Linked DNA regions of Homo sapiens: region 1 is linked to region 2. A link is an interaction called in ENCODE POLR2A ChIA-PET data of the cell type or tissue named here. Cell type or tissue: Panc1. All regions are shown on one strand. Each heading gives the region's core, and the rest is flanking DNA. Links, peaks and the distances in the headings are about the cores only.

Region 1 (8,796 bases), core at 1-4,000, 250 kb before region 2:
GCTGTGACTGCTTGGGGAGGACTCAGGTGGGCTTGCTCCAGCTCTGGGCTGGGCTGGAGAAGGTGGCCCAGGAGCCAGGACTGGTTGCAGCCAGGGCAGCATGTCCCACTGTGGATGGTTGTTTGTGGGAGGCCCATTTCCTTGGGAGAGCTCCAAGGGGCAGTGAGCACCCTTAGGGGATGTCTACAGACTGCGGGGAAAGGTGCATGAAATCCAGCTTTAGCTGAGCCCTTGCAGAGAAGCTTCCAGATGCTCAGTGTGGAGGCTGGGAAAGGACCTGAGTTTCCTGGATGGACAAGTAGCTCCTCCGGCTTCTACCCGCCTAACCATGACCAAGGTTTCCAGCCCACACCAACAGCACTCACTCATCCATTCCACATCTGCAGCCTGTAAGTTCCTGGATGGCAGGAACCTGTGTGATGGCAGAGCCCATGGAACTGCACAGCAGGGGAGAGGCGGTGCAATGCTTTGGTTAACAGCACAGTCCTGGCATCAAAGAGACAGGGATCTGAACCCAGCTCTGACACTGACTAGCAAGCTACCTGCTTCCTGGGCAACTTCCTTAAGCTCTCTCAGTGTCGGTTTTCTCATAAGATGAGCTGATAAGCCCTACTTCACAGAGTTGTTGTTGGAGGACTGAATGAGATCATCTGCGAGTGTTCTTGTCAAAGCCCCCAGCACACAGCCAGCACTCCAAAGCAGTCCGTTTTGTCGTGATTCATGTACTGCCTCTAAACTGTGAACCTCTCAAGGGCATGGGTGGTGCTTTTTATTCTAGCCTCTGTTTGACATTTCTAGCACACTAGAGATCTCAATATCTGCTGGCTGAATTAATGAACAACAGTGGGTGCCCAATAAATGCTGATGGAGTTGACTTCAACCCCATTGCACCCCACAGTCAGAAGGCTGTTTGTTGCTCTGGGAGAGAACAGGGAACTCAGACAGACGTTCTTACATGGTGCTTCCACATAGAGTGGATTAGAATACACACACCATTTCTAGCTGAAGGCACAAAGGGGAGGGAAGCATCCAGGGCGTGTGAGAGCTGGAAGGGACCTTGGGCATCATCTGATGCTGCCTGAGATTTATAGAGGAAGACAGTGAGGCCATGGAAGGGGAAGGGACACAGCTAATTAATGGTAGATCTGGGTGAGGTGAGGTATCAGATGAATTCTGACTCAGACATGCTTCATGTCTCTACCACCCTGAGGTCTGTGGAGGGTGAACATTGATTTTTTAAAAATCTTCCCATCTGTGTGAGGGGAGGAAGTGGTAGGGGCAGCCATGAGGAATGGATATGAAATGCTCCCCTTTGGAGCTCAGAGCCCCAACCACCATTGTGCCCCACCTCCCTGAGGATGAAACTGACCACGCCACTCCTTCACTCTAAAGCCGAACTGGGCTTCTGGGCCCTTAGAGCAGCCCATGGAAGCCTTCTTCCATAGCTGCATGCACCTCTCCCAGCTCAGGCAGTGCCCCAGAGACAGAAGTGCTGGGCTGGGGGCCAGGAGCCCTGGAGCTGCTGCCCCTGAGTCTCAATTTGGTCTTTATAAAATGAAGAGGGAAGGGGACTTTTAGCTTCCGTACCATGTAGACATTCTAACAGTAGACCACGGGCACGAAAAAATACACTCATCTTTTTGCAGCCTCACCCCTTTTTGTTCTAAATCAGTGGTTCTCAAACTTCAGCATGAGCAGAATCACCTGGAGGGCTTGTGAAAACATGCACGGCTGGGATATCCTCTTCTGTGGATATGCTGGAAAATGTGTCACTGGTGGGAGAGGAGAGGTGCTCATCTGTAGCATTTGCTGGTTTCTGAGATATAAATACTCCCGCCATGGCCAACTTCAAGCTTCTAATGTGAAGTCACCAAACTGGGTCCACCGGACTTCAGTTCACACCACTGGCCCCGACCCCAGGGCTCTGATTCAGTGGGTGGGAGAGGGCCTGAGAATGTGTATTTCTGACAAGTTTCCAGGTGATGCTGAAGCTGCTGGCTGGGGAGACACTTTGAGAATCCCTGCTCTACTATTACCCTTTGTGGATGGCTATTCAGCTGCCTTGATTCCCCTAGGACCTGTCGAGCACCTGTTGAGCGTGGGGCGATCAGGCACATCTTTCTCCAGAATTAGATGCCTAAGAACAGCCAAGGCAGCTCCCCAGGATCCGCAGAGGTGCTGCAATGTGACAAGACACTCCCAGGGGGCAGGGTGGAGCTATTCCCCCTGCAAGTGCTCACAGAGGCGTCTGGTGCCTTCTAGGCTTAACCTGCCTGAATCTCAGATCTTATACTTGGGAAGAACCTGAGAGACCTTGTCCAGCGCCCCTTCCAGGAGGAATCCCTGAAACAACCTCCCTGACATGTGCTTTTAAGTCCCTGCTAGATACTCCGGTGGTGGTGACAGTGATGGGGCTGTCACTGGTAGTCCATTCAGCCACTGCCTTAATCACACAGTGTGCTGAGCAAGATTGGCCTCCAGGCAAATCCCCTACTCTTCCTACCCTGGTCCAAGCCCTGTCCACATGCAGATTAATTCCATCCCTAAAGGGAAGCGGTGTAGACAGTGAGGAGCCTGGGCTCTGGAGTCAGACAGATGTGGGCTCACTCAGCAGGACCCAAGGGAGATTCCACCTCCTGGCAGCAGTGTGGTTTTGGCTCCTTCTGCTATAGCCCTCCGACTTCCACCGGACAGTGGTGAGGAGACTGCTCATGTGAAATTCCTCTACCAACACCGGCACTCGGATGCCAGCCCCTCCTCCCTCCCTAATAATGAGCAGGGCTGGCCATCTGGAGAGCCTACACAGGGCGAGTCTCCTTTGCAGGATGGGCTTCAGGGGCAGGTCCAGGCAGTCCCCCACCCTTCAAGCTGTGCACAGCCTCGCACAGCCAGAGCTTGTCTATGGCCTGGAGGGTGGGACTGGGACGCTAGGAGCTTGCAAGATTAAAGGAATCAATTTGCCACACCTCCAAGAGTGGCTTGGGGGGTTTTAACTCCTAACAGTTCACCCCCCAACCTCTCTCAAATAAAAGTAAAAATTATATTTTTTGACATGGACAATTGATATTATCTCAGCCTTATGTAAAGTATAAAGAAAAGCAGTTTTATAAACCTTGACTCTTTCTACAGGTCTGTAACATACCATTTAAGCAAAAACACAGTGCTTGCCATGAAAACAGTTTCAAAACAAAGGCCCTGGCACTGCTTCTAGGATGCCATCCCTCAGCCCGTCTTCTATAGATATTCTTTGGGAAGAAGCTGGGACAGGAAGAGGTAGGAGAAGCCCCTGGCTCTGGCCCTTGTGGTGACCCCAGAGGCGACCCTGCCCGCCGCAGCTGGCCTTTGTGCATCCTGGCTGCACACATAGTAGGTTCTTACTCCTCTGCATGGGTCAGCATGGAGGAGCTGCCTGGGAGAGTGGGGCCCAGGACGATTGAGGAAGGGTGGGCTCATATGCTCCTTAGACAGCTGAGTCATTTCCCTAGAAATGGAGTTGTGAGGCCATGTGTTCTGTGGGAAGGAGCACTGGCCCGGGTGTCAGGAGGCCTGGGGTGAAGACCTGACTGTCCTGAACCTGCTGTGTGACCCTGGACAAGAGGCCTCTCTGGGCCTCAGTTTCCCTGGGGCTGTCAGGCAAAGGATCTGGGGCTAACTCCATGTCCTCTGACTACTTGCCTTACAGGGCCATCCAGGTCACCATGGCAAAGAGGACACCCCTCACAGGAGGCTGTCTGGCCCCACGAGGGGCTGGGCGGCTGGGCAGAGCTAAGATCCCCACGTAATTAGCCGGCAGGAAAAGGCCTCCAGCCCAGATGGGCCCACAGACTGATCACAATAGAGCGGCAACTGGGCACCAGAATCCTGTCAATAATTCATCACTTTCCCCTGGGAGCCCGTGTCAGGTGTCCTGGGCCCTGCGAGGCCTCTCCTGCTGTCCTGGCTCCTGAATTATTCAGGGTCCCTGGCATCCTTAGCAGGCAGGAGGCTGGAGGCCAGGCCATGGACCCTCAGAGGTCCCGGACAGGCAGAGCTGGATGCACAAAATCTTCTGAACCGAACATTTCTTTCTCATGGGGAAGCCCAAGGTTCCTGGACACAGGTCTTTGTTCCAAACGGGGCCAAGCAGACCTGGAGGTCTCCTGGTTTCTGCCTAGGATGCCTCCTTCCTTCATACCATGTCTCTGCCTCCTGGCAGCCTCTAGAACCACTGGGTGAGGGGCCAGTTTCCAAGCTACTCTCTGCTTCTAGGACAAGTCTCTCTCTCTGAGATGGCAGTGATGGGATCAGGCTCATTTCTCGTCCTGGGACCCACTCTCCCAGGCAGCTCCTCCATGCCTCTTTTAGCTCAATTTCCCCAAATGCATCGGTCATGTGATGCTGAGTGTCACCCTTGAGTGCCCTGAGTCCTTCAGAGAAGAGGGGCCACTCCGATTCCCTCTCAAAGGCTCTCCCACCTTGTATACCTACCCTCTGCCTCCTAACACCACAGGGGCATTTATTCATTCTTTTATTCCACAAAATAATCAGGAGCCTGCCATGTGCCAGGCACTGTCCCCAGCAGTGGCCATGGCTTTGCTCATTGCTAAGCCTAGTGCAGACCCCAAAGACCCCTTCCACTCAGCTGCCCCATGAGAAGGAGCCTGGGGTCTGAACTGGGCCATGTGGGGGTTGAGGGCAGTGGCCTCATTGCTCCTCTGGCCTGGCCCAGGCAAATGCCAGGATGGGGAGACTTGAGTCTCACATCATTCCAAACACCTCTCTCCCACTCTGACCCCCACAAGCTGGCCTGTGTCAGCCTGGGCCTGTGCTCTCCACAAGGGGACCTCTTCTTTCCCATCTCAGCTCTGCAGCCAGCAGTGCCCTGGGCATTCTCTAGGCTTCCAAAGAAATGCCAGAACCTCTCCCACCAGGCCTGGGCCTCCCCTTGTGGGGTTTCCTGCCTTCTCTTGGATGGGGGCAGGGAGGGAAGAAGAGGAGAGTTAGGATAGGAACTATTCCCCTTTCTGTCTTCCTTCTTATTGGCACTTAAGAACATCTAATACAGGCTGGATTTGGTGGCTGGCACCTGTAATCCCAGCACTTTGGGAAGCTGAGGCAGGTCTATTACCTGAAGCCAGGAGTTCGAGACCATCCTGGCCAACATGGGGAAAACCCTGTCTCTACTAAAAATACAAAAATTATCCAGGCCTGGTGGCATGCACCTGTAGTCCCAGCTACTCGGGAGGCCAAGACATGAGAATCACTTGAACTCAGGAGGCAGAGGTTGCAATGAGCCGAGACTAGGCCACTGCACTCCAGCCTGGGTGACAGAGTGAGATTCTGTCTCTGAACAAAACAAAAACCAAAAACACCTAATAGAAGCTGTAACTTTCAACATATTCACTGCATGGGAGTCAATTTCCCGATTTCCCAAATACTTCTGATTTGTTTGTAGCAGTCTTTTGATGGGCTCAAGTGTTTCCAGCATTTCAGTGGTTAGGCTGGTGGCTTTCATTATAAATGATTTAACAATGTCTTCCATGCCCTCAGTTTCCACCATCACTGCTCAAATATTTTGGTTTCTGGGAGTTGGATTAGGAAGAGAAGTTAACAGACATGCATTCTAGCCCTGGCTCTACCATTGTCTACCCATGTGACCTCAGGTTCCCCTCTGAGACTTGGTTTCCCCTCCTGCACAGCTAGGGCTGTAGTGGCTGAGCTGTAAAGCTCCTGGATGCTTTGGCACCTATGGTTGGGTTCCTTCAGGGGCTCTCAGGTGCCCTCCCTGGTGCTTGACTTCCGATTCTCCTTCCTTTTTCACACCCACTTGGTCTGTGTGTGAGCCTTCCACTTGTTCCTGTTTCTCCTGTCCTCATAGGTCACACCCTCATGGTATCTCACCCCAGGGAAGAAGGCTCTGCTTCACCTTGGGGGCCCCTGGTGGGGGGTGTCTCACCAACCTTGCTTGTGGGTGCCAAAAGCAGCTGCCTGAATGGTGTGATGCCATGAGAGGCAAAGGGAAGGCCTTTGTGCACTAAACATCCTCCCTGTGGCCCTGACAGCATTTCTGAAATGCCCTTGCCCCATACTCAGCTGAGATTTTGAAAGCTCCTAATAAAACCCACAGAATCAGAGACTCCTTGGAGCCCATATGGTGGGGCCTTTCCTGACTCAGAAATCCCCTCTACAATGTGGTCCACTCTTTGCTCACCCTCTCCCAGTGGCAAGGAGCTCACTACCTCCTAAGACAGCACATTGGCTGGAAAATACTGGCTATCTTTCAGTTGTCTGCTGTCTTCCAGCAGCCTGTTCCTCATCCTGCCTCTAGGTACACACCTTTCTTTCCTCTTCCTGTGGCAAAAAGCCTTCTGGGAGGGTAGGGGCAGGGACTGTGCCTCAATACCTCATCTCAGTATCTCCAGTGACTAGCATAGTGTCTGACTGGCAGAAAGCATTTGTTCACTATATGTATGATGAGTGACTGCAAAGTTGGGTGAAAAGATGGATGGATGGATGAATGGATGGAAGAATGAAAGGATGGATGAATGGATGGAAGGAAGGATGATGGATGGAAGGATGGATGAAAGAATGAAAGAATGGATGGATCGATAGATGGATCAGTGAATGGAAAGATAGAAGGATGGGCCAAAAGTGGTGGCTCACGCCTGTAATCCCAGCACTTTGGGAGGCCGAGGAGGGTAGATCACTTGAGGTCAGGAGTTCGATACCAACCTGGCCAACATGGTGAAACCCCATCTCTACTAAAAATACAAAAATTAGCTGGGCACGGTGGTGAGCACCTCTAATCCCAGCTACTCAGGAGGCTGATACAGGATAATTGCTTGAACCAGAGAGGCGGAGGTTGCAGTGAGCCGAGATCAGGCCACTGCACTCCACTGTGGGCCACAGAGCAAGACTCTGTCTCAAAAAAAAAAAAAAAAAAAAGGAAAAGAAAAAAGGTGGAAGGATGGATGAATGGATGGATGAGTGGATGGAAGGATGAATGGAAAGGATGAAAGGGTAAGTGGTGGATGAATGGATGGAAAGATGGAAGGATTGGGTTGATGAATGAATGGATGAAAGGAAGGATGGGTGAATGGATGGATGGATGGATGGATGAGTGGATGGATAGGATGAATGAAAGGATGGACGGATGAATGGATAGATGGATAAATGGGTGGATAAATGAATTGATAAATGGATGGAGGGATGGATTGATGAATGGATGGATGAAAGGATGGAAGGATGGATGAAAGAAAGGAAGGGTGGATAAATCAATTGATGGACAGACAAATGGATAGGCAGATGGATGAATAACAGGAATGATAGATGGATGGATGGATGAATGGATCAATGGATGGATGAATGGATGAATATGTCCTCTATGATTTTCCCTTTCAGGCTCTCATCCATTTGTTATAAGGTAACACTTAAAGTCCCTTTCCTCCTGGAAACTATAGGGTGGTGCCTACAGGAATTCTCTGCCACTAGTATCAGAGCAGTGGACTCCTTGTCTCTCCTGCTCAGATCAGGAGTGCTTTAATTCTATTAGTATGATTTAGGATGAGGCCTACTTTTCTTTTGTTTGTAGTCTCCTCCCACTGTTGAGTCATTCTGAGTCCTCAGTGAGCTAACACCTCCATACCTTCTTGGACATGTTACAGTTAAGCCATGACCTCCAGCTTGTATAAGAGCAACCGATTTTTTTTTAAAGAGATGGGATCTCACTATGTTGCCCAGGCTAGCCTCAAATTACTGGGATCAAATGATCCTCCCGCCTTATCTGCCCAAGGACCTAGGACTACAGGTGTGTGCCACACCTGGCTGTGATTTTTTAACCCAAGATATTACTTAGCCACTGTTCCAGCGTGTTCAAATCCTTCTGAATTCTTCTCATGGCCCAGAGAGAAGGATGACAACTACTTTTATTGAACACCTTATAGTGATAACGCTCGTATGGCAGGTGTACTTCACTTGTGGAGTGCAAGCTCCATGAAGGTAGGCACCCCGCCCTCTGCATCACCTAATTCAGTACCTGATACACAATCGACGCTTAGTAAACATTTGTTGAATGAGTGAGTGAATATCTATCTCATTTAATTCACACAGCTGCCCTTTGAGGTAAATACTTGTCCTTTTCACACATGAGCACATTGAAATCAGAGAGGTTATGTAACCTTTCCAGGGTCACACAGTAGATGACTGACCTGAGTGTCTGAGATCAGGCTTGCCTGACTCCTAAACCACCACCCCAAACTGTCAAGCCTGCCCTCAGGGCTACAGAGTGTCTCTTGGAGGAGATCATCAGCCCCTCCACCTTTCGCCTCTCCAGTGGGTAACTGTACCCCAGCGTGGCATTGAGGGAGACTTAAAGCTTTAAGTCTTTAAGACAGGAAGCTTTGATGGGGTTGGAGACAGCAGAGGTGATAGGAGGGTGGAGTGTTCTTGGCTGACAGCAGCTGGGAGAACTGGGGGATTCTGAAGACAAGAAGAGGGATCAAAATGGGGATCAAAGACCAGCCCAAGATTTCTTCGGTCTTTGAAGATCAATCCAGGGCAGGTTGGGAGTGTAGGTCCCCTTTTTAAGCCCCAAACAGAGGGTAGCCCAAGGAGAAGAGCAGGCTCCCAGCCCGTCCAGGCCCAGCCCCTCCTGCCCCATCCCACACTTACTTGTTGCTGAAGACTTTGCTGTAGTTGAAAACCTGAATCTCCAGCATCTCATTTCTGTCGATGCTGCTGGCCACCGGCCACCGAAATGTCTGGGGAGAGAGGGACAACTGCGGCTTCGGTGGCAATAACAGGTAGGAGCCGTGGGGT
Region 2 (9,558 bases), core at 1,859-5,858:
GACAGTGTAGTAGAGTGGGAAGTTCATGAGGCTTGGGACCTGAGGAATAGATGAGCCACTGGACCTCTGTGAGCCTCAGTTTTCTCATCTGTAAAATGGACTTGGTGATCCCTGCCGTACCTTCTTCCTGGACACTGAAGATCTACTGAGGAAGGTTTCCTTTTTTTTTTTTTTTTGAGACGGAGTCTGGCTCTGTCATCCAGGCTGGAGTGCAGTGGTGTGATCTCAGCTCACTGCAAGCTCCGCCTCCCGGGTGAACGCATTCTCATGCCTCAGCCTCCTGAGTAACTGGGACTACAGGTGCCTGCCACCATGCCCGGATAATTTTTTTGTATTTTTTTAGTAGAGACAGGGTTTCATTGTGTTAGCCAGGATGGTCTCGATCTCCTGACCTCGCCCATCTCGGCCTCCCAAAGTGCTGGGATTACAGGCATGAGCCACTGTGCCCAGCCTTTTTTTTTTTTTTTTTTAAGACACGGTCTCTCTCTGTTGCCCAGGCTGGAGTGCAATGGTGCCATCTAGGCTCACTGCAACCTTGAGCCATCCTCCCACCTCAGCCTCCCAAGTAGATGGGACCACAGACACCCGCCACCGTGCCCACCTAATTTTTGTATTTTTTGTAGAGACAGCGTCTTGCCATGTTTCCTAGGCTGGTCTCAAACTCCTGGGCTCAAGCAATCCACCTGCCTCAGCCTCCCAAAGTGTTGGGATTACAGGCATGCACCACCACACCCAGCTTAAGGAAAGTTTTCCATTCCATGGAGATGAGAGGGCTCACCATTGTCACCTCAGGAGCCAGGGCCACCTGCTGTGGCACCCCAGAGAGTGGAGAAGCCTTGGCCCTTCTGTAGGTCCCAGGCAGGAGAAAGAAGGGGACTCACTGGGCTTGACAAGCTGGGGACACAAGAGGAAGTGGCAGAGATTCTGTGGGAATGGCCACAGCTAATCTGCCCAAGCCAGCCCCATCGCCACTTCCTCAGTCTGTTTTCGCCACCCCCGTTCACGTGGACGTGCACACCTCCCAGAATGCTGAGCTTTGAGTTTGGGCCTGGCCATGCTAGGGAGTGACTCACCACCCAGCACGGAGAGCCTACTCCCCAGCCTGCCCGCCAAAAGGAGCGGCCTCAGCTTGTCCCCGCTAGGACCCTTCGGGCCTCCTGCCCTGGAGGTCATCTCCCCTAGAATACAGTGTCTGTGGAGAAGACAGGCCCACCTACTGGGCTGCCCCTCTCCTCCCACCAGCTAGGGGAGCAAGAACTCAGAGGAGAGCTTCAGAGCATCAGGGAGGGGGCGCATGACTGCCTGCTGAGCTTCCAGTGTACTGGCCCTGTTTCAACATCTGAGGAGCCGTGAGCCCCTCGAGCCCTCTCTGGCCCCTGGGTTCCTGTCTGTCAAATAAGGAGTTCAGCTGATGGCTGAGTTTCTTCTGTTTCAGCATTTTGGCTCTGTGAACTGCAGGGACAATAGCCTGAGGTCCCTCCAGCCACCTCTGCCTCAGCCAGCAGGACAGGTTCCAGACGTTTTTCCAGTAGCTTTCAGGCTGAAGGGGAGCTGGGGCCACGCTGAACCCAAGGGGGAGATGGCTTCTGCTCAGTGAAGGGAAAGGAGAAGGGGCAGAAAATGAGTTTTGCTGAATACCTGCCATGTGCCAGGTCATGTATATATCCTTATATCATGTATTGCTTCTGACAGTTTGTCAGTGTTGGTATGATTACCCTGTAACTTGTCCAGCCTGTGGGACTCAAAACTCTGGGTTTTCTCTGTATTCTGCCTTTTCTGAGTATAAATTCAAGCAAGGTTTAACCCTGGATCTGCCTTAAGCCTCAGAGTCCCCATCTAAAATGAGGATCCTTGTTGTAAGGCTTAACGGGACAGTCCCCATGAAGTGTCCTATGAATTGTGCATTTAAGGAAACATGGGCTGGGTGCAGTGGCTCACACCTGTAATCCCAGCACTTCGGGAGGCTGAGGCAGGTCAATCTCTTGAGGCCAGGAGTTCGAGACTAGCCTGGGCAGCATAAACAAGGCTGCATCTTTGCAAAAAATACAAAAATTAGCCGGGCATGGTGGCCCATGCCTGTAGTCCCAGCTACTCAGGAGGCTGAGGTGAGAGGATCATATGAGCCTTGGGAGGCTGAGGCTGTAGTGAGCCGTGATTGTGCCACTGCACTCCAGCCTCAGTGACAGAGTAATACCCTGTCTGAAAAACAAAACAAAAAAACAAACGTTGTTGGCCGGACGCAGAGGCTTATACCTGTAATCCGATCACTTTGGGAGATTGATACGGGTGGATCACTTGAGGTCAGGAGTTCGAGACCATCCTGGCCAACATGGTGAAACTCCGTCTCTACAAAAAATATAAAAATTAGCTGGGCATGGTGGTGGGTGCCCGTAATCCCAGCTACTTGGGAGGTTAAGGCAGGAGAATCACTTGAACCTGGAAAGCAGAGGTTGCAGTGAGCCAAGATCGCGCTGCTACACTCCAGCCTGGGTGACAGAGGGAGGCTCCGTTTCAAAAAAAAAAACAAGAACAAAAACAAAAGACAACAAACAACAAACGTTGTGAAGAACTGACAGCAAAGTGCTGCCCACCTTAGGGGTCACTGCTGTCATCCCCAGGCAAACTGGGGCTGGATTTTTGTTCTAGCCTGTGAGGCTGGGGTCTTTTCTGATTCTGCGCCAGGAGTCGAAACCTGTCTCCAATCCAGGATGAGAAGCCTGGCTTTCTGCCCCAAGGTACCTGCAGGCCTGAGCATCTCAGGCTGGGCAAGGCAGCCCATGCTGCTGACACCCAATCCCTTGGGCTGTCAGCCTGCCCCAGGCCCTCAGATACAAAGAGATACCATTTCCCCAGCCGGGAGCGCTGCCAGCCAGGCCTGTCTAGGCAGACCTACCCGTGGAGAAAGCGAAGACAACCCCTGTGGGAGGTGGGGAGCTCAGCACCAGCCCTACAGTCAGCTCCCCAAGAAGCGCCCCAGCCTTGGGGAAGGACAGGCCCCGAGGGGTTTCCCCTATGGACCAACTTGTTCTACCAGCAGGGGGCCCTCAGACTCAGGTGGGAAGTAGGACTCATGGAAATGTGGCCTCAGCTTCCATACCTGCCCCCTACAGACAAAAATAATAATAAAATAAATAATAATCCTTGCCTGAAGCTTCTGATCAACCTTCATGGCCTGGCAATAGCTCCCTTGTCCCTCCTAGAGGAAACTTGGCTCCTGGCCTGGGGATTCCCATCTCTCTGACTTCACTTGCTCTGGGCAGTTGGCTCTGTGCCCTTGGTAAGGCTTGACCTCTTCTCTCTTCCTTGCTTTGCCTCTGTTTCACTCAGTTGCCTCATGCAGGCCTTCTCAGGGGGCTCTTTCTGCAAAAGCAAGACTGGGTTCGAGAGCAGCCCTGCTGGGTCTGTGGCCCTTACCCATGTTCCATGTCCTGTCCTGGCCAGGGATCCAAGAGCCAACAGCATATCAGGCAGAAATTAGGCACCATGGGTGCAGTGGCTCATGCCTATAATCTCAGCAACTCAGGAGGCTGAGGCGGGAGGATTGCTTGAGCCCAGGAGTTCAAGACCAGCCATGGCAACATAGTGAGACCCTCTCTCTAAAAAAAAAAAGAGAAAGAAGTGAGACTCCAGCCCATGAGGTCAGGTGTTTCCTGACCTGGGGTGGAGGCTTCCCCAGCTCCCAGACTCCCTGTTCCATAGCAGGCGCTTTCTTTGCCCCACTGGTACTGGTTACAGCCTGGTCCCCAAGCCATGCCAGGCTCCAGGTTTCTCTCTGCCTTCTAAACAGTTCTGTCCGAACTTCTCCCTTCAACTCTCCTTTGCCCCTGCCATTCCCAAGAACCACAAGGAATCTTAACTACCCCTCTTTCTCCACATCTCCAGGAGCTGGTGGGGTCTCTCACTATGGAATAGGTTTGCCATAGCCCTGTTTTCTTCCGCAAACTCAGAGGCATATAGAGAAGCCAAAGCTGGACAGGGACTTTGTCAAACCTAGACCCTAACTGCGGCACAACCAGTGGCACATGCTCTGGGTGCTGCGGGGGAGGTACAGGAACCAGAGGACTCCCCCGCCCTTTGGGAGCTGAGGCTCGCTACAGAGATGAGCCAATGGCAGTGCAGGGCTGTGCACTGCAATCTGACTGCCCTGGAAAGACATTTCAAGGAAAGGCATTTAATAAAAAGAAGTCCCGAGTCTTGCACTTTAAAGACATCCACTGCCTATGCAGGATATGCTGCAGTGGGAGCAGGTCGGTGGCCCACAGGAAACGGCTCTGGGACTGTGTTGACTTCAGTCAGCACATGATGTTACTGATGCATTTGGAGCTGTGTCAACGAACCCAGGGTGTCAACATGAGGGAGGGCCACGCCTTGCTAGCCTCAGTCTGGGCCAGATCACATGCTCTTGGCTCTGGGCCTGGGTACACCAGAGTACTTCCAGAAGTCAGTGGCCAGGGGTGAAAGGTTAGGAGAGGCTGGAGCTGTTTAGCCAGGAGATGAGAAGATTCAGAAGAAGGTCAACAAGTCCCCAGGTACCTAAAGGGCTTTCAAATGAAAGATTAGACAAGATTCCACAGACCTAACCAAGCCCAGCAAAGACGAAATTCAAGACAGAGAATTTTCATGCACAGATGGCAGACAGTTCAGAGTGATTGGTGGTTAAGCTGCCCAAAGCACTATGCCACAAAGGATTCTGGGCTTGTGTCTAGGCTCATCGGGGAAGTATGTCATAATCAGTCATCACCATCTGCCGGGTGCTGACTGGGAGGTCATGCCATGAGTGTGATGTCTTTGCCACCTGCTTGAAAGTCAGCATTAGAAAGATCTTCCAAACCATTCAGGCTTTTTGAAGGTGAGCAGGTGGTCTGTATTAAGTCATTTCCCAGGACCCAAATACTCCTGTAGACCAGAGGTTCTTGATATTTTTCATGCCATGGGACTCTTTGACAGTCTGGCACAGCCTATGGACCTCTTCTTACAGTAATGTTTTAAAACGTGTAAATAAGACCAAGGATTGGGCCAGGCACGGTGGCTCACGCCTGTAATTCCAGCACGTTGGGAGGCTGAGGAGGGTGGTTCACAAGGTCAGGAGATTGAGACCATCCTGGCTAACACGGTGAAACACCGTCTCTACTAAAAATACAAAAAAAAATTAGCCAGGCGTGGTGTCGGGCGCCTGTAGTCCCAGCTGCTCAGGAGGCTGAGGCAGGAGAATGGCGTGAACCCGGGAGACGGAGCTTGCAGTGAGCCGAGATCTTGCCACTGCACTCCAGCCTGGGCGACAGAGCGAGACTCCATTAAGAAAAAAAAAAAAAAAAGACCAAGGATTACAAAAGAAGTCAATTAAATTGAAATACAGTTATCAAACACTTAAAAAAGCAAATTCGTGATATAGAATATATATAGATATGCTTTTTTTTTTTTTTTCTGAGACAGGATCTTGCTCCATCACCTAGGCTGGAGTGCAGTGGTGCAATATCGGCTCACTGCAGCCTCTGTCCCCCAGGTTCAAGTGAGTCTCATGCCTCAGCCTCCTGAGTAGCTGGGATTACAGGCTTGTACCACCACGCCCGGCTAATTTTTGTATTTTTAGTAGAGACGGGGTTTCACCATGTTGGCCAGGCGGTCTCGAACTCCAGACGTCAAGTGATCCACCCACCTCAGCCTCCCAAAGTGTCGGGATTACAGGCGTGAGCCACTGCGCCCAGCTATATAGAAATGCTTTCTACTACATTGTTATAAGTGGGTCTGACTACTGTAATGTTCATGAGTGATGAGTGTAAATGATACCTCACGATATATACAATGACTGTAATGTGATCATGAGAGTATCTGTGATTTCTGTGCATTACAGAGGCACAGACACAGTGACTTGAGGAAATGCCAAGTTAAAACTCCTTGAGGTGAAGACTGACCCCTTTGAGAGGGAGCCCCACTCTGGGGCCGGGTCACCCAGGTCTGGGCCTCTTGACATTGAGAGGTGTGAGCCTCTTCACTAGCACCAGGGTAGGATGCTGACAGGGTCTGACCTTCCCTCTCTCTCCTACAGATGGGCGGACAATTTCATGGCCGAGGGCTGTGGAGGGAGCAAGGAGCACAGCTTCCAGCATCCCTTCCTCCAGGTATCTGGCCCTGTCCCTCCTACCTCCTGTCTCCCGGGCCTCAGACCAGGCGCCACCCCCGGCCATGAGGCCAGGCTGTTTCCTGACTTAGGAGTGGAGGTGTCTCCTGCTCCCAGAAGAGCCATCCACTTCTCTCTTTCCCTCCCCAGAGCAGAATCCAAGGTTTAGAATAGGGCAAAGAGCACCATCCTCTGCGAAAGTCCTGGCAAGTGGTCATGTCCTCACCACATCCAAGTCAGGACACGTGGAAAACATCAGCCCTAGTGACAAAAGTCAGCTCTCTATCCACTGGGAGCCCAGACCCCAATTGGGACAGGGCAGACACCATAAATGGAAGACACTGTTCGTTGAACTGAGAATCAGGAGACTCAAATGTCAGCCCCAGCTCTACCAGCAACTTGCTTTGTGGCCTTACATAAGTCTTTGAGCCTCTCTTGGGTCTAGGCTTCTCCACCTGCGATTTGACTAGGGGTTGGCCTAGATGGATGGTTTTCAGACAGGGCTCTGCACAGCCTTAGGGTTCATCAGGATGTATGGGGGCTTTGGGGCAGACCTAGGAGGCTGTCTCTAGCCTCCATGGCAGCTCTGCATTTGTCTATTTTACATATTGGGGTTCTGGGTAAGCTCTTGTTTGACAAAAGTTTGCATTAAAAAAAATAGTTAAAGATGATCCCCGAGATCCCTTCCAGCTCTGAAGTCCTCGGGTTTTCATCCCTGCAGGCAGTGGGCATGTTCCTGGGAGAATTCTCCTGCCTGGCTGCCTTCTACCTCCTCCGATGCAGAGCTGCAGGGCAATCAGACTCCAGCGTAGACCCCCAGCAGCCCTTCAACCCTCTTCTTTTCCTGCCCCCAGCGCTCTGTGACATGACAGGGACCAGCCTCATGTATGTGGGTGAGTAACCAGGCCAGGCTGAGAAGGGCTCAGGGGAAGCTGTGGCTGAAGGGGCTACTGGTGAAACAGCCCTATCCCACCCACCTCCACTTCATCCCACCATTCCCCCAGACTTCACACGCACAGGCACACAGGCAGGACTGATCGAGCGCTTACTATGAGCTTGGCATGTCTATCACCAAAGACCCCTTAGTGACAGATGGCCTTCGCCTTGGGAAGCTAACTGTAATTTGTTTCTCCTTTCCTAGCTCTGAACATGACCAGTGCCTCCAGCTTCCAGATGCTGCGGGGTGCAGTGATCATATTCACTGGCCTGTTCTCGGTGGCCTTCCTGGGCCGGAGGCTGGTGCTGAGCCAGTGGCTGGGCATCCTAGCCACCATCGCGGGGCTGGTGGTCGTGGGCCTGGCTGACCTCCTGAGCAAGCACGACAGTCAGCACAAGCTCAGCGAAGTGATCACAGGTGCGGCCAGGGGCAGGGACACGGGGCTGCCCTATCCTGCCCTGTCCTCCTTGGGAGCCCAGCACAGACTCATACAAGCTCTGCCATGTGCCATATACCAAGCCCTGGGTGAGGTGGGTAGCTCTGGAGGTGATGGATAGAATGTAGGGAAGACTGCAAAGGGATGTGGCTCCACCAAGGATGAGTGGCAGGCCGGGCAGGGCGAGGGGCTGGCTTGTCCTTTGATACAGATGCAGACATGCAAACTACTGGATTTGGGAGTGGAAAGGAACAGGTGCTTACCAAGTGCCCAGCCTGGTGCTGAGCACTGTGTGTTCATCATCACAGTGACTCCCACAGGCCCCAAACGGATGCATCACAGCCCATTTTACAATGAAATGACTGTCCTGGGTCACTTAGGGTCAGGATCAACCAAGAAATGTCTATCTCAAAGCCTGTTGCTTCTTGAAAGACCTGCGTCATACCCCGTGGGGCAGCTCTTAGACACAGGCAGGCCTCTGGGGCCTTAGCCTGGCACTGCTGGCATGCCCCTCAGGAACCAGGGAATCAGGGACAGGCAGTGGTGACTGTGCCTATGAACTATAGGGGGCCCTGCAGAGGTCAGGGGCTGGCATGTTTGGTCGCTGTGGCCATGCTCTCCTGGCCCCCAGCCCCAGTGCAGCCCTGTTCTCATCTGGGTCCCTCCTTCCCCACAGGGGACCTGTTGATCATCATGGCCCAGATCATCGTTGCCATCCAGATGGTGCTAGAGGAGAAGTTCGTCTACAAACACAATGTGCACCCACTGCGGGCAGTTGGCACTGAGGGTGTGTGTGGGCACAGGGGCCTGGAAGGAGTGGGGTAGAAGGGAGCCTGGGGAGCTGAGCACAGGACAAGGTGCCAGGGTTCACTTGTGGGGGGTGAACTTCCTGCCCCGCCTTGCCTTCCAGATGTGTTTTGACAAGTCTTCTGACACCTGCTGTGTCAGGAACTAGAGGAGACCAAGGACAGAGATGAATGAGATGCAAGCCCTTCAGAGGAGGTGACCAGCAGGAAGAAAGGGCAGTCAGTGAATTCAAGTTTGGACCACTTGTGCTCAACTGATGTCTCATTGGCCATGCCTATCTGAGTCTCTCAGGGCAGGGAGGGTGGCATTCGAGCTGCAAATTTCAACAGGCAGTAGTAGGAGCAGCTCCAAACAGAGCAAAGGCACAGGGGACTGGATGTGAATTTGAAAACCAGTGAGGAATAATTTTGAGTGTGGCCAGGTGCGGTGGCTCATACCTGTAATCCCAGCACTTTTGAGAGACCAAAGCGGGTGGATCACTTGAGGTCAGGAGTTTGAAACCAGCCTGCCCAACATGGCAAAACCGTCTCTACAAAAAATACAAAAATTAGCTGGGCGTGGTGGCGCATGCCTGTAGTCCCAGCTACTCAGGAGACTGAGACAGGAGAATCGCCTGAACTGGGGGAGCAGAGGCTGCAGCAAGCCGAGATTGCGCCACCGCACTCCAGCCTGGGCAACAGAACGAGACTCCATCTCAAAAAATAATAATTTGAGTGCAGTATAGGTTTGATGTTGGGGAAATAATCAGGAATTAAGTAGGTCAGGGTCATGTCATTAGAGAACTTTACCATCAGGCAAGTAGATTTAGACTTTAAATGACGGAGGAATCACTGAAAGTTTTTGAGCAGGGAAGTAAGTATCAAAATTATGAGATTAGCAAGATACAGCTGCGCTTTCAAAGAATGTCCTGGGGGCTAGTGCCTGTTGGGGAGCAGCTCTTGTCTGGCCCCCGGTGAGCTAAGGGACTTAGGCAGAATGTGAATTAGCTATATCACTGAGCATGCAGTCTATTTCCACTCATTTCTGTTTTCTAGCAAGACCTTAATGAGTGAAGCAGTGCATGGACTTACCTTCTGGCGCAAGCTCCTTGTCACAGACCAGTAACACACTGAACTAGAAAGCTGTGTTTTTCCAAACTTGTGAAAATAATGTAGTCAGTTGCAGCTGGCAGTTCTTTTTTTAAATGAATAGAATTTTTAAATATCAGAGCATTGTATACTGTAAGGGTAATGTTTTTATGAGTGTGTGTGTGTGTGTGTG

Evidence for each region. ChIA-PET counts read pairs that join two places held together with the same protein. Peaks named below come from ENCODE experiments on the same cell type or tissue, not always from the same donor. Only the 100,000 strongest peaks of a DNase experiment are listed, where the experiment ranks them.
Region 1: POLR2A ChIA-PET joins it to region 2 with 5 read pairs; 1 of 35 experiments calls an interaction of 5 or more read pairs at or near these places.

Annotation. Positions count from the first base shown.
Region 1 is chr2:26,519,183-26,527,978 of GRCh38, forward strand. It overlaps OTOF (otoferlin), which reads right to left. Exons shown (of 47, transcript NM_194248.3): 3 at 8,650-8,738. Among named protein-coding and RNA genes, the nearest start is that of OTOF, 35 kb to the right of the region's middle. RefSeq lists a silencer at 2,113-2,278. In Panc1, for the core only: no CTCF peak of the experiment used is centred there; a DNase peak (open chromatin) is centred at 2,169; H3K27me3 peaks cover 1,036 bases.
Region 2 is chr2:26,768,205-26,777,762 of GRCh38, forward strand. It overlaps SLC35F6 (solute carrier family 35 member F6), which reads left to right. Exons shown (of 6, transcript NM_017877.4): 2 at 6,047-6,119; 3 at 6,840-7,011; 4 at 7,260-7,472; 5 at 8,168-8,278. Among named protein-coding and RNA genes, the nearest start is that of SLC35F6, 8.7 kb to the left of the region's middle. In Panc1, for the core only: no CTCF peak of the experiment used is centred there; DNase peaks (open chromatin) are centred at 3,273 and 4,357; H3K27ac peaks cover 2,742 bases.